2 separate regions of the Homo sapiens genome follow, and region 2 is linked to region 1. The links are chromatin contacts, found by Hi-C in ENCODE. All regions are on one chromosome and are shown on one strand. The core of a region is the stretch at or near the end of the contact, and the rest is flanking DNA. Distances in the headings are between cores, read along the strand shown.

Evidence for each region. Hi-C counts contacts between places; a loop is a spot of excess contacts on that map. Pooled maps may share reads with other maps.
Region 2: a loop to region 1 is called in a map with no recorded cell type, with 12 times the contacts of the local background. The contact joins two enhancer-like sites. A Hi-C loop is called at or near these places in 4 of 37 single-sample maps with no recorded cell type and 4 of 50 pooled maps.

The regions. Positions count from the first base shown.
Region 1 is chr7:105,806,304-105,812,838 of GRCh38, reverse strand. The region is part of intron 2 of ATXN7L1 (ataxin 7 like 1); the gene reads left to right. Among named protein-coding and RNA genes, the nearest start is that of ATXN7L1, 67 kb to the left of the region's middle. RefSeq lists enhancers at 3,624-3,733, 3,854-3,923, 5,395-5,444, 6,085-6,134, 6,295-6,464. Within about 2 kb of position 3,443, at least 8 of the 41 ENCODE cell types and tissues checked have a DNase peak (open chromatin) inside an H3K27ac peak, as active enhancers do.
Region 2 is chr7:107,634,514-107,641,048 of GRCh38, reverse strand. No RefSeq gene overlaps it. Among named protein-coding and RNA genes, the nearest start is that of SLC26A4, 23 kb to the left of the region's middle. RefSeq lists an enhancer at 2,332-2,481. Within about 2 kb of position 2,293, at least 3 of the 41 ENCODE cell types and tissues checked have a DNase peak (open chromatin) inside an H3K27ac peak, as active enhancers do.

The DNA of each region.
Region 1 (6,535 bases), core at 2,194-4,693:
TCTAGAGACAGGGTTTCATCATGTTGTCCAGGCTGGTCTTGAACTTCTGGGCTCAAGTGACCCACCCGTCTCAGCCTCCCAGAGTGCTGGGATTACAGGCGTGAGCCACCATGCCCAGCTAGATCTTTGTTTATCACTGATGAATTCCTGACACCTAGAACAATGCCACAGTGGGTGCTTAGTAAATATCTGTACAGTGAGTGGGCCGTAACTGAGCCAGAGGGACAACTGCAGGGAAATGTTACAGGCTTCTTTCCTGCCCCTGTCCTGCTTTGTTTCGTATTAAGGACTCGAGTAAAGACATTGATGATATGCTCAGTAAAGTTTGTGGAGAACAGAAAGCTAAGCCTGAAAACTAGTTTAGAAACTGATAGAATCAAGACCCAAATATCTTGCTAGTCTGAGTTAGATCTCTCAAGAACTAAAAGTTTAACAGGAATATATGTAAACTACTATTCTTGAGACTTGGAAATCAACTGAACAGGTAGGAAAGATATAACTTAAGAAACCTTGCTTTTAAAGTTCATATGTTTTCGTTGACTCCAAACTTAGTGTTAATACGGTAGCTGCCAGAAGAGTCCCATTTCAGCCATCCATGTTTGGATTCATCAGTTTCAACAAATGCTTATTGCAGGCCTGCTCTGTGCCAGGGAGCTGGTTGTGTACAGAGACAGACATCCCCATCAACCCCGGGATAGGAGATGAGCACTAAGGTTGAGGCAAGGTTAGCATCCAGGGGGGCTTGAGAAGGGAGCAGGGTGCCTCCCTGTGCCTGGGGTGGTCCAAAGCATTCACAAGGCAGGGGAGCTCTTAGGCTGAGACCCAGAAAACAGAAGGGAAAGGGGAAGCTGGCAGAGGAGACAATTTGTCTGAAGACAAGGTATGGGGGCAGTTGAGAGTGGTCTGTTCAGTGGGCTCTCTGGGACTTAGCCTGTGAGGGGAAGAGGAGAGGTGGCTGCAGGTAGGTCAGCAGGGAGGCCTTGGCCCACCAGGAGCCATGGGGCCAGGGAAGAAATGCAGGCCCCAGGACTTGGCACTCTTGGTTTTTCTTCTACCTCCTGGGCTGCTCCAACTCAGAGTCCTTTGCCAGTTTCTGCTTCTCCCAGTCTCAGCTTTGGAGTGCCCCAGGCTCAATCCTTGGCCCTCTTCCCTTCCCATGTATACTTTTATTCCTTGCTGCCCTCATCCAGCCCCATGGCTATAAATGCATTCTATTTGCAGACATGTCCCAGACTCCTGTCAGCAGCCTGGGCTTTTCTCCTGAACTTGGGACTCAGACATCCCACCACCTGCTTGACATCTCCAGCATTTAACATGTGGAAAACTGAATTGTTAGCTTACCCCCTGTAATAGTTTGCTAGGGCTGCCGCAACAAAGTACCACAAACTAGATGGCTTAAAATAACAGAAATTCATTCTCTCTCTGTTCTGGAGACCAAAGTCCAAAGTCAAGGTGCTGGCAGGGCTGCGCTCTCTCTGAAGCTTCCAGGGCAGAATCTGTTGCATGCTTCCGGTGTGGCTAGCCATCCTTGGCTTTCCATGTCTTATAGCTGTGTCACTCCCGGCTCTGCCTCCTTTATCACATGGTGTTCTCCCTGTCCACCTTCACATCATCTCCAGGCCTGTCTGTGTCTCTTCTCCTCGTCGTATAAGGACGCCAGTCATATTGGATTAAGGCCCACCCTAATGACCTCATCTTAACTTGATCACTTCTGCAGAGACGCTGTTTCCAAATAAGACCACATTCACAAGTATTGGGGATAGGACTTCACCATATCTTTTCAGGGACCCCGTAACTTTCTTCATCTGTGGCCTTTCTAGGTTAGCTGATAGCCACTTCATTCTTCCAGTTGCTTTGGACAGAACTCTTGGTGTCATCCTTGACTCCCATCTTTTTCTCCCATCCACATCTAGTCCACTAGGAAACAGGTTAGGTTCAAAACCAACTGCTTCTCCCACCTCCACTTCTGCTGCCCTGATCTGAGCCACCATCACCTAAATTACTATAAAAGCCAAGTATCAGTTCATGTCACTCCTCTGCTCAAAAGCCTGCATAGCTTCCCACACCACTCAGAGTCACTGGCACAGCCTTTCCGCCGCCCCCATGCCATCCCCGGCTTCAGTGCCTCTACGCTGGCTCGCGTTGGCTCCTGCACACAGGCTGGCTTCTTTGCTCTCCCTCATACGTCCTAGGCTCTCCCCTTCTCTGGACCTTTGCACTAGCTCTTCCCTCTGTGCGGAACACCATCCCCTAGATGTGCTCCAGCCTCACAATCTACCTTCTCACCTTCTTCTAGTCTGCTCAGATATCACCTTCTCAGTGGCACCCTTTTTACAATTCCAGCCAGCCTTCCCAGCACCAGTGTTTTGTTTGTTTGTTTTTTTATAACACTTTACCCTTTCTATAGCAGACATTATTGGGAATACTTATTGTTTGTTGTTTGTCTCACCTGCTAGCATGTGATGTCTACAAGGCAAGGGTCTTGCCAGTTTTGGTGACTGGTGTTTCCCAAGGGCCTAGAGCAAGGGAGAGCCAGGACTGGGCCCAGGTCTCCCTGGCTCCAAGGCCATCCTCTTCCTGCTGTGAAAGACCACTCTGAACTATACAAGGGTAGATCTCTCCAACACCACATCTCGTTTATCCTCCCTGCCCCATCTTTTGCCATCTTCCTCAGTGACTTCAGTATCTCTGTGAGCCTACTTGCTAAAATAGAAATTTTAAACTGTACAGAAAGAACATGGTGTTATGTTCAAGAGAATGGAGTCTGGGCTGGGTGTGGTGGCTCACACCTGTAGTCTCAACACTTTGGGAGGCCAAGGCTGGAGGATCATTTGAGTCCTGGAATTCGAGGCCAGCCTGGGCAACATAGTGAGACCTCGTCTCTACAAAAAATTTAAAAAATTAGGTGGATGTGGTGGCATGTGCCTTTCGTCCCAGCTACTTGGGAGGCTGAGTTGGGAGGATCACTTGAGCCCAGGAGGTCAAAGCTACAGTGAGCTATGATAGCATAACTATGCTCTAGCCTGGGCAACAGAGTGAGACCCTGTCTTGGAAAAAAAAAAAAAGGAGTCTGGAGCCACTTACACAGCAGGTAAGCATAGGCACCTCACTTCACCTCCCTTTGCCTCAGTTTCCTCATCTATCAAAAGGAGATAATCATGCCACCTTACCTTGAAGGGTTTCTGTGAGGGCTAAATACGTTAATATATGTAACCACTTACCATGGAAACAGTGAGTACCATGTCAGTATCATTGTAAGGATATATATTTGAACCTTGAGGACACTATGCTAAATGAAATAAGCCAGTCATAAAGGACCAATACTGCCTGATTCCACTGATATGAGGTATCTAAGGCAGTTGACTCGTAGAAGCAGAACATAGAATGGTTGAGTGCCAGGGGCCGGAGGAAGGAGGAAGTGAGGTTGCTGCTCAGTGGGCGTGGAGTTTCAGTAGTGCAAGCTGAGTCAGTTCTAGAGATCTGCTTTACAACAGTGTGCTTATGGTTAACAATACTGTACTATACACTCACAGATGTGTTAAGACAGTAGATCTCATGTTATATGGGGCTTTTTAAACCACAACTTGTTTTTTAAAAAGGATGTAATATATTAGTCACTAACCCTTTGTTTTATTGAATTTTCTCAAGGTTAAGGGACTTACCCAAGTGCTCGCAGCTTATAAAGGAAAGAGGGTGACAAGAATGAAGCCTCTGACTTCCAGGGCTCTTTGTCCTGCTCCAAGTCAGGCATTAGTTCTGTCTGTCAAAATCCAGATTATCAAAGGACCATAGTATAAAAGGGCTCTGCAATATGGGGAGGTGCATCCACGCTTCTTTGGGAGAAACGCCTCACATGTTGGCTTCATAAAACTCTTCTATGCCCCGTAGGTTGGACAATGAGAAATAAATAATCCAGACATTGGTGTTTTTGATAGGTGGTTAGAGCTTCCCCAACAGGGGGAGTAAACAAAAGAACCATCTTAATTTCAAGCTTAGTTAGAACTACGGAAGACTAAAAGTCATTTTTCAAAATGGTGGGTGGTGCCAGGGCTCTATCCCCACCTGGAAGGGGCACTTGATCTGTAAAAGCAGCAAAAATAATTGTGTCTTTTATGTCACTTAGGTAGAAGCTCCTGTCCCAATTAATTCTTATCTCCTCCTCCCTTTATAAATATGCTTGGGCAAAGTGACATCCTAGCAGTTTTTTGTTTTGTTTTCTCTCTTCTTAACAAGGAATTCTCTCTGCTTAGGCATTTTAGGTGCTGATTTTTCTCATGTCCCAGAGATGCTTCTAATTAGTTGATGCTTCCTTCCCATAATAGTTCACCACAGAGAGTGGATTTGGACTGGAGGAGGGAGCAATTTTGTCATCTTATCAAAGTGCCACTGATCAGGTTGGCTTTCCTGAGTGCTCATTCATTTTTCCGCCTCTCTGGAAACAGAAGCAGCAAGCTCCTTGCTGAGTGGAGCTGGAGGTTTTTGGGTTTTGCTGTCTCCCCAGTGCTTCCCAGCACCCTTTGATGAAATGCTGCCTCAGAGTCTTTGCAGTAGGGCTCACTAGAGAAATTATCTTTTTCCTTTCACATCAGTGGAAAAACACTTGGCTGGGGACAAATGGCAAAAGCATGCCACTGTCACCTTGTCCCTAAGTAACCTGGCACCCACCAGGGCTGCCTGCAGGCCCTGTGTGTCCTGGGGAGAAGGTATATAAAGGCCTCTTCCTTTTCCTGCTTTCTAGGAGCAGAGTGACCCTCCAGGCCAAGGACAGTGCTGTATTCTTGGGTGGTTCTGACATTGCAGAAAGAGTCTGTGGACACTAGAGATCCAAGAATTATCCTCCAGTGCTTCAGAGCTGGAAGGAGATGCTAGCTCAGGCCTCTTTAAGGACTTGTATCAGTTAGCTAGCTTTTGCTGTGCAACAAACCACCCCAAAACTTGATGGCTTAAGACAGTAAACATTACTTACTATGATTCTGTGGGTCTTCTGGGTGTTTCTTCTGGTGCGGATAGCGCAGCCCAGGCTGGATGGTCAAAGAGGCCCTCCCTCACCTGTCTGGTGGTTGGGAGGCTGCTCGGTCTGGAGAGGTCTGGGCAGGAACAGCTCACCTGTGCTCCATGTGGGTCCGTCCATGCTACTGCAGCCCAGCCCGGGCTTTCCACATGAGGGTTCCAAGGAGAACAAGAGAGGGCACACAAACCCAGTGCATAAGTATTTTATAAGTGTCTGTCACAGTTGCTAATGGTCTGTTGGCCAAAGTAAGTCATGTGACTGAGCCCAGAATCAATGTGAAAAGGGGGAACCCAAGGGTGTGAAGATTGGAAGGTATAAACAACTGGGGGGCCATTCCTGCAACAGCCTACCCAGGAGTGCCGCGTCAGAAGGTGTGTCCTGTTCTCGCCCTGCATGGGTTTGTGTCAGTGTGGGGCAGCTCTTTCAAGGAAGAAATGAAAGGCTCTTTTGAGGCAGGGAAGTGCAGTGGAGTTTGACACACAGTGTTCAAATTCTGCACAGCATTTACCAGCAGTATGACATCAGGCAGGTGACTTGACTTTTCTAAAGCCTGGGTTCTTCACCTCTAAGCTGGGTCTGGTCAAGTTTCCCTCATGAGGTTCTTCAGGACACTAACTGATGTTTGTGGAGCAGGGTGTGTGGCATGTGGTCAGCACCCAATGTAGCTGGCATTGTGGTGGGGCAGCAGAAAGGCAGCTATGCTGGGAAGTTGGACAGTGCCAAATCCTGGGGCAACAGGTGGTCATCCATGCACAGGAAGCTTGGCTGGACACCTGGATGGCAGCGTGCCCTGGCCCAGGAGGCCAGGTGAAGATGGCAAAAGGGAAAAGAAGGCTCTGCTGGCTTCTTGCAGACTAAAGCCCTGTTCACATATTTGTTGTTTAAAATTGAAACAAGTAAGTCACCCTTTCTTGGTTGTACATCCCCCCACAGCAACTGCCAGTTGACTTCCACACCCTATTTTTTCCCCAGAGCTTTCACTCCTTGTCAGAGGTGTTGAACACTGCAGTGCTTCCCACGTGGCTTCTCTGTGCCTCTGACTCTGTTGCTGGGTCCTCCTGGGCACTTCCTCATGACTCACCTCCTCCCTCTGCGAGCGTTCCTCTCAGCTTCCTTCACTGGCCCCTTCCCTCCTCTCATCTTCTTGTTATTTATTGGTGTTCCCCAAATTCTAGCCTTAACCCTGTTGTCAGACAACACTGTTTCACAGGGAGACTGTGCACAACCCCAGCTTGGCCCCCGCTTGCTCATGATGTCCCCACTCTGTCTCTCTGGCCCCAGCTTGCCTCTTGGACTGCAGATCAGTTTCTCACACTTAGTAGGCTGCAAAACAAAGCTCTCCTCCCCATATGTCCTCAGTCTGCTCGGGCTGCTATAAGAAAGTACCATAGCCTGGGTGGCTTAAACAACTGAGGTTTATTTCTCACAATTTTGGAGGCTGACACCCACGATCAGGGTGCCCGCATGGTGAGTGGACGGGTGCTCACTGGGCAGAGAGGGCCCTGGTGTCTCTTCCTTTCCTTA
Region 2 (6,535 bases), core at 1,044-3,543, 1.8 Mb before region 1:
TTTTTCCTTTGCCTGTTGTTGTTGCCTCCATTTTAGTTTTCAGCAATCTTTCCTAAAGTGACCAGGGTGTTTTTGCAATAATGACAAAGCAGAGGGTTAAATTCATTCTGAGGTTTTTGGGGTATGTTTTGGAGGTTCAGACTGGGTAGATAATTGTTTTAGTTATAAATTCATAATCTTATTAGCCTTATTCTTTTCTTTGGCTTCTTTTTCTCTTCTTTAGTTAAGGCATGACATAATTGATCAGCAAAATTAACCAAATCATGAATGTGAGCAATTGTCCAACTATGGTGTTGTCCTTTTACTGTTAGTCCTAATTCTTCATCTAAGTAACCCACTTATGAAATTGAAATTGAGGAGAGTATCATTTTGATGATTAGCCTAACTCTCTTTGGATAATCCTGAATATGGTTTAAATATTTTTTCGAATCTCTCAAAATATGTCATTTCTGACTCATCTGAATTTTGTTGACATTGTTGTATTTTATTCCAGTCGACCATTCTTTGGAAGGTCAAATGAAGGGGTGGCTTGAGCAAAGCCTTTGAAACCTCATGGTCACATTTGTGGTCTTCTGAAAATGTATGAAAGTCCTTCAAGTGGTTCCTCCAATTTGCCTTAGCTCTTCCAATCTTTAGCTTTACTTTCTGATACTAACATGTGAACTACTTAATACAAATTGGAAAAATCAGGGTTGTAAACTTGAATATTTAGTTCAAATTTCCTGACAAAACCAATAGGGTCTTGGTGGGGATGAGGAAATTCCTTAATTATGCCTTTAATGTCTACCTTTGATCATAGTTGATAAGTTAAGGCAGGTTCTCCTCTACCAGATACCAGCCATTCACAAAATGTAGCTAAAACAACAGGAGTGGGAAGAAGGGGAAGGGGAGGAAAAGAAGGAAAGGCTGGGCAGTGTCGTTCAGATGAGGAAGAGATGGGGAATAAAGAGTTGGGGAAGCAGAAGGAGGAGTAAAAGATTTGGCAGTTTTTTTTTTTTTTAATTTAGAAATGGTTTTAGAGGGCTTTTAATTTTCTTCCTGTAGAGGAAGAACTTTGTCAGAGCGCTTTTCAGATGCTTCTAAGTACTGTTAGAAGTAACTCTCCCAATTATTTTCTTTAATTTTAGAAATAGCTTTTTCTAATTGTGCACATAAATAAGCTAATTTAGGTATTTCAAAGATAGCCCACTTTGGTCATTGTTGTTTGGGGTCTTCATGGGTTAAGAAAGACAACTTTTCTAGATATTGACTGGAGGTTGCACCACAATATTATACAGGAATCCAGCTGGAATTTCTAAAGGTGGATCTCTCCTTAAAAAGGAAGACTCAGTTTTAGATGGATGATTGCCCATAATTTGGATTCTCTTTTTAAGTGATCAAAGATGAAATGGGAAAGATGTTTTTGATCTGGTATGTTGCTTAATGGGGATTATTCCTTGAGGTGACACCAGTGAATCACTTCTCTCTTCTTCCCTGTCTTGGTGAAAGCCAGGAATCCTGGGCACTTAAGGCACTAGAAGATCAGCCCTTCATATGTGCCCACCAGGTTAAGCAAGATTTCCTGTGTGTTCTTCTTTGAGAACTCCCTACAGTACTATTGCATGTTAAGAGTAATGAGTTCAGACACTCCCGCAAGACCTTATTAGCCTAAGATGCCTTTTGGCCAGGAGAAACAGTGTCCCTTATCTTTGGTACTTATCTTCATCCTCATAGAAAGCTTTTCTCTCTTTCTTTCTTTTTCTTTCTTTCTCTTTCTTTCTTTCTTTCTTTCCTTCTTTCTTTCTTTCTCTCTTTCTTTCTTTTCTTTTCTTTTTTTTCCTTCCTTCCTTCTTTCTTTCTTTCTTTCTTTTTTTTTTTTTTTTTTTTGGCGGAGTCTCACTTTGTCACCCAGGCTGGAGTGCAATGGTATGATCTTGGCTCACTGCAACCTCTGTTTCCCAAATTCAAGTGATTCTCCTGCCTCAGCCTCTTGAGTAGCTGGGATTACAGGCACATGTCACCACACCCGGCTAATATTTTGTATTTTTTGGTAAAGACAGAGTTTCATCATGTTGACCAGGCTGTTCTTGAATGCCTGGCCTCAAGTGATCTGCCTGCCTAGGGCTCCAAAAGAGCTGGGTTTACAGGCATGAGCCACCGCACCTGGCCATCCTCATAGAAAGTTTTTCTTTTTGGTCACTCAGAAACAAACAAAACAACTTTAGATATGTCAAATGAACCAAGCTTCAGAGTTTAGCCAGGTTTTTTTCTTTTATGCAAATTTTGCTTAAGCCACATTCACTTCCTCTTTTCAGAGAGAGAAACTTTCTTTCCCTGACCAAAATTCAAATGAGAGAAAAAGCTGTACAAATGTTAATGAGCAGTTACAAATAACACTTAACCTTAGAGAAAAGTGAAAACCACAAATCTGTGAACAGAAGAATATCTAGAGAACAGACAAAAACTCTTACCTTAAAGTAGAGCTTCAATTCCAGCTCCATCAAGTGTGGAATTGGGTCACTTGAGTAAAGTCTGATTCTCAACCCAAATCAGGGAGATTCAAAACCTGAGAGGGTCTTCACCGGAGACCCTCTGCTGGCTCCAGTGAAGCCAAGTGAATGAAAACTGTTCATGCTGGTACCAGGATCCTAACTGTGGGCAATGCAGTGGGGAATCAACAGAGGCTTGCTTTAGGTCCTTTCATGGTTGCCAAAATGTCAACTTGAAATAAGCGTCAGAATCTAGTTTGACTTGAAGAGAGTTTATTTTGAATTTTGAAGAGAGTTTATTCAAGTACAAAGTTTGAAGATGGCCTGGGAGACAGATTCCAAAGAATGGAAGTCAGCACTTTGAAGTGTAGAAGTTTGAGGTCACTTAACATAGATAAGGTTTAGAAAGCTTAACAGAATTTCAATATTTTTCTGTATATGGCTGAATGTATAGTTACAGTAATCCAATTAGACAAGGTAATATTTTTCTTTTCAGGAAAGGTCTATTTAACATTCCACACTGAAGATATAAAATTTGGGAGGTAATTAGTGCTACCTTAACTGAGTTAGGTACTGATAGGGTTTGGTTCTGTGTCCCCACCCAAATCTCATAGTGAATTATAATCCCCATAATCCCCATGTATCAAGGGAGGAAACTAGTGGGAAGTGATTGGATCATGGGGGCAGTTTCCCCAATGATGTTCTTGTGATAGTGAGTGAGTTCTCATGAGATCTGATGGTTTTATAAGGGGCTCTTTCCCTTTCATACACTCTCTCTCTCTCTCTCTCTCTCGTCTGCCACCATGTAAGATGTGCCTGCTTCTCTTCTACCATGATTATAAGTTTCCTGAGGCCTCCCCAGCCATGTGGAACTGTGAGTCAATTAAACCTCTTTTCTTTATAAATTACCCAGTCTTGGGCAATTCTTTATAATGGGTGAAAACAGACTAATACAGGTACAAAAAAGGAGGCAGTTAATCTATCACAAAGATCAGTGATTAGAAGGAGGTCTGGTCTCTTGTCTCTCCTCATAATTTACAGAAGAAGAACACTGAAGAAGAGAGTTAATCTATAATCTAAGGAGCAGAAATTACAACTCCATGCTCCATGGCTGAGATCACAGTCACATCTCTCAAGACTTAATGTGTTCTCTGGGGTTCCAAGAGCTTTTAAATTTTATTTATTTTCACATTCTCTATGCCTCATTTTTCTTATCTGAAAATTGGGGGTAATATTACTACTTGCTTCATGGGCTTGCTGCAATATTTAAATGACAAACAGTTCATAATGCAATTAGACCCTAGCACATGGTGAGTGCTCAAGGAACCTTGGCTGCTCTTATCACAAGGATCAGTGTATAGCAGGCATCTAAAAATATGCAAAATAAATTTGAAAAAAGTTTATGGCATAGAAGTAGATAAAGCAATCAGAACCTAGCACATGGTGAGTGCTTATTAAAAAGTACAAGTCCTTTTATTTATTTTTACATATTTATATTTTTGAGATGGGGTCTTGCTATGTTGCCCAGGCTAATCTCCTGGGTTCAAGTGATCCTTCTACTTCAGCCTCTTGTGTAGCTGGGATTACAGGCATATGCAACCATGCTCAGCAGTATGAGTTCTGTTTTTTTTTTTTTTTTTTTTGAGACGGAGTGTCGCTCAGTCACCCAGGCTGGGGTGCACTGGCTGGATCTCAGCTCACTGCAAACTCTGCCTCCCGGGTTTACGCCATTCTCCTGCCTCAGCCTCCCAAGTAGCTGGGACTACAGGCGTCTACCACCACACCTGGCTAATTTTTTTGTATTTTTAGTAGAGACAGGGTTTCACCGTGTTAACCAGGATAGTCTCGATCTCCCGACCTTGTGATCCGCCGCCTCGGCCTCCCAAAGTGCTGGGATTACAGAAGTGAGCTACCTTGCCTGGCCTATGAGTTCTTTTAATAAACAGATTGACTGAGGTAAACTTGGTCACTGTTTTCCACCCAATGACTGTCTTCTTTTCTATTTAGTTTGCCAATCTATCTTACACCTGGATTGTAAGTGATTTGCTGCACCAGTTCAAACTGTGTTTAAGTCATAAAAAGGAAAAGTTTGGAAAACCAAAGTCAGAAATAATTAGCAAGTGAAATTATAATCAAACAGGAAAGGTGTTTAACAAGCGTGAATGAGAGATTCCCAGTGGCATACATCTTATTTAAAATCTTAATTAGAGTTCTGGAAAAGGCAAAGTCATATGCTAAAGTAATGTTAATGTAATTACATTAGAAATGGATGGAAATGTGAATACAGGCTGATGACCTATATAAAGAAGCCTGTAGGCCAGGGCAGTGTATCCTGCCTGTAATCTCAGCACTTTGGGAGGCGGAGGCAGGAGGACCACTTGAGGTCAGGAGTTCGAGACCAGCCTGGCCAACATGGTAAAACCCCATCTCTACTAAAATTACAAAAATTAGCCAGGCATGGAGCTGTGTGCCTGTAATCCCAGCTACTCAGGAGGCTGAGGCAAGAGAAGCACTTGAACCATGGAGCCAGAGGTTGCAATGAGCCAAGATTGCACCACTGCACTCCAGCCTGGGTGACGGAGCAAGACTCCATCTCAAAAAAATAAAGAAAGAAAGAAGCCTGTGCACACTGATTGCAATGGGGCAAAAATAAATAAATAAATAAATAAAAACCAGCCCTGGCAACACAGTGAGACATTGTCTCTACTGCTTAAAGAAAAAGGTAAAAAAAAAAAAAAAAAAGAATGAAGGTGTGTGGTAAACCACTATTACTTTTTATTTGCTAGACATTTTTTGGGGTGAGGGGTTGTTCTTTTGAGTTTTGTCTTGTTTTTTTGTTTGTTTTTTCATCTTGCATTACTTGCTTTCTTTTCTGAGACCAGTAATATCTATCACTATTCAACCCCAATTCTCCAGCTTATCCCTACGTCTTTCAGTATGTTGATTCACATCAGGTATCTGATAAACTTCATGTTCTAGAAAAAAACCCCACCCAAAGTTGTCTGAGCTGTTTCACAGCTAACAGTCTCCCTTTACCAACATCCTGTAGACCTCTGCCTCTCTCTGTGTAGATCTCCTTTCTCAAATATTTTCCCATCCTTTTGGTGGAGTACATCCTCTATCCACTAGCTTCCCAAGAAAAGGGTATGTGGGAGGTAAAGCTTTTGAGAACTTGCAAGCCTGAAGTATGATTCTTCACTCATACTTGATTTGCAACTTGACTGGCCCATAGAATACTAGGTTGGAGATAATTTTGAAAGCATTGTGTATTAGTCTGTTCTCACATTGCTCATAAAGACATAACCTGAGACTGGATAATTTACAAAGAAAAAAAGGTTTAATGGACTCACAGTTCCACATGGCTGGGGAGGCCTCACAATCATGGCAGAAGGCGAAAAGCATGTATTACATGACAGCTGGCAAGAGAGAATGAGAGCCACATGAAAGGGGAAACGCCTTATAAAACCATCAGATCTCGTGAGACTTATTCACTACCATGAGAACAGTATGGGGGGGAGAGCCCCCATGATTCTATTATCTCCCATCAGGTTCCTCCCACAACACGTGGGAATTATGGGAGCTACAATTCAACATTAGATTTGGGTGGGGACACAGCCAAACCATATCACATTGTTTTACTGTCTTCTATCTTCCAGAGTTCCTTTTGGGAAATCTGAACTTGTTCAGATGCCTCACCTCAACCTTTGCGTGTTGTGTTTTCTGGAAATGTGTAGAATTTTCTCTTTGTGCGTTATTCATCAGTATGGGTTTTATGCTATGGTTTGAATATGTCCCCTCCCCTCCAACATTCAGGTGTTGAAACTTAATGGCCAAGGTGATGGTGTTAAGAGATGGGGCCCTTAAGAGATGCTTAGGTGATGAGGGCTCCTCCCCTTGTGAATGGGATTAGATGCACTGAAAAAGGGGCTTGATGGAGGAAGTCTGTCCTTTTTTGCAGCCCTCACCAGATACCAAACCTGCCAGTGCCTTGATCTTGGATGCCTCAGCCTCTAGTACTAAGAGAAAATAAATTTCTGTTCTTTATAAATTACCCAGTCTCAGGAATG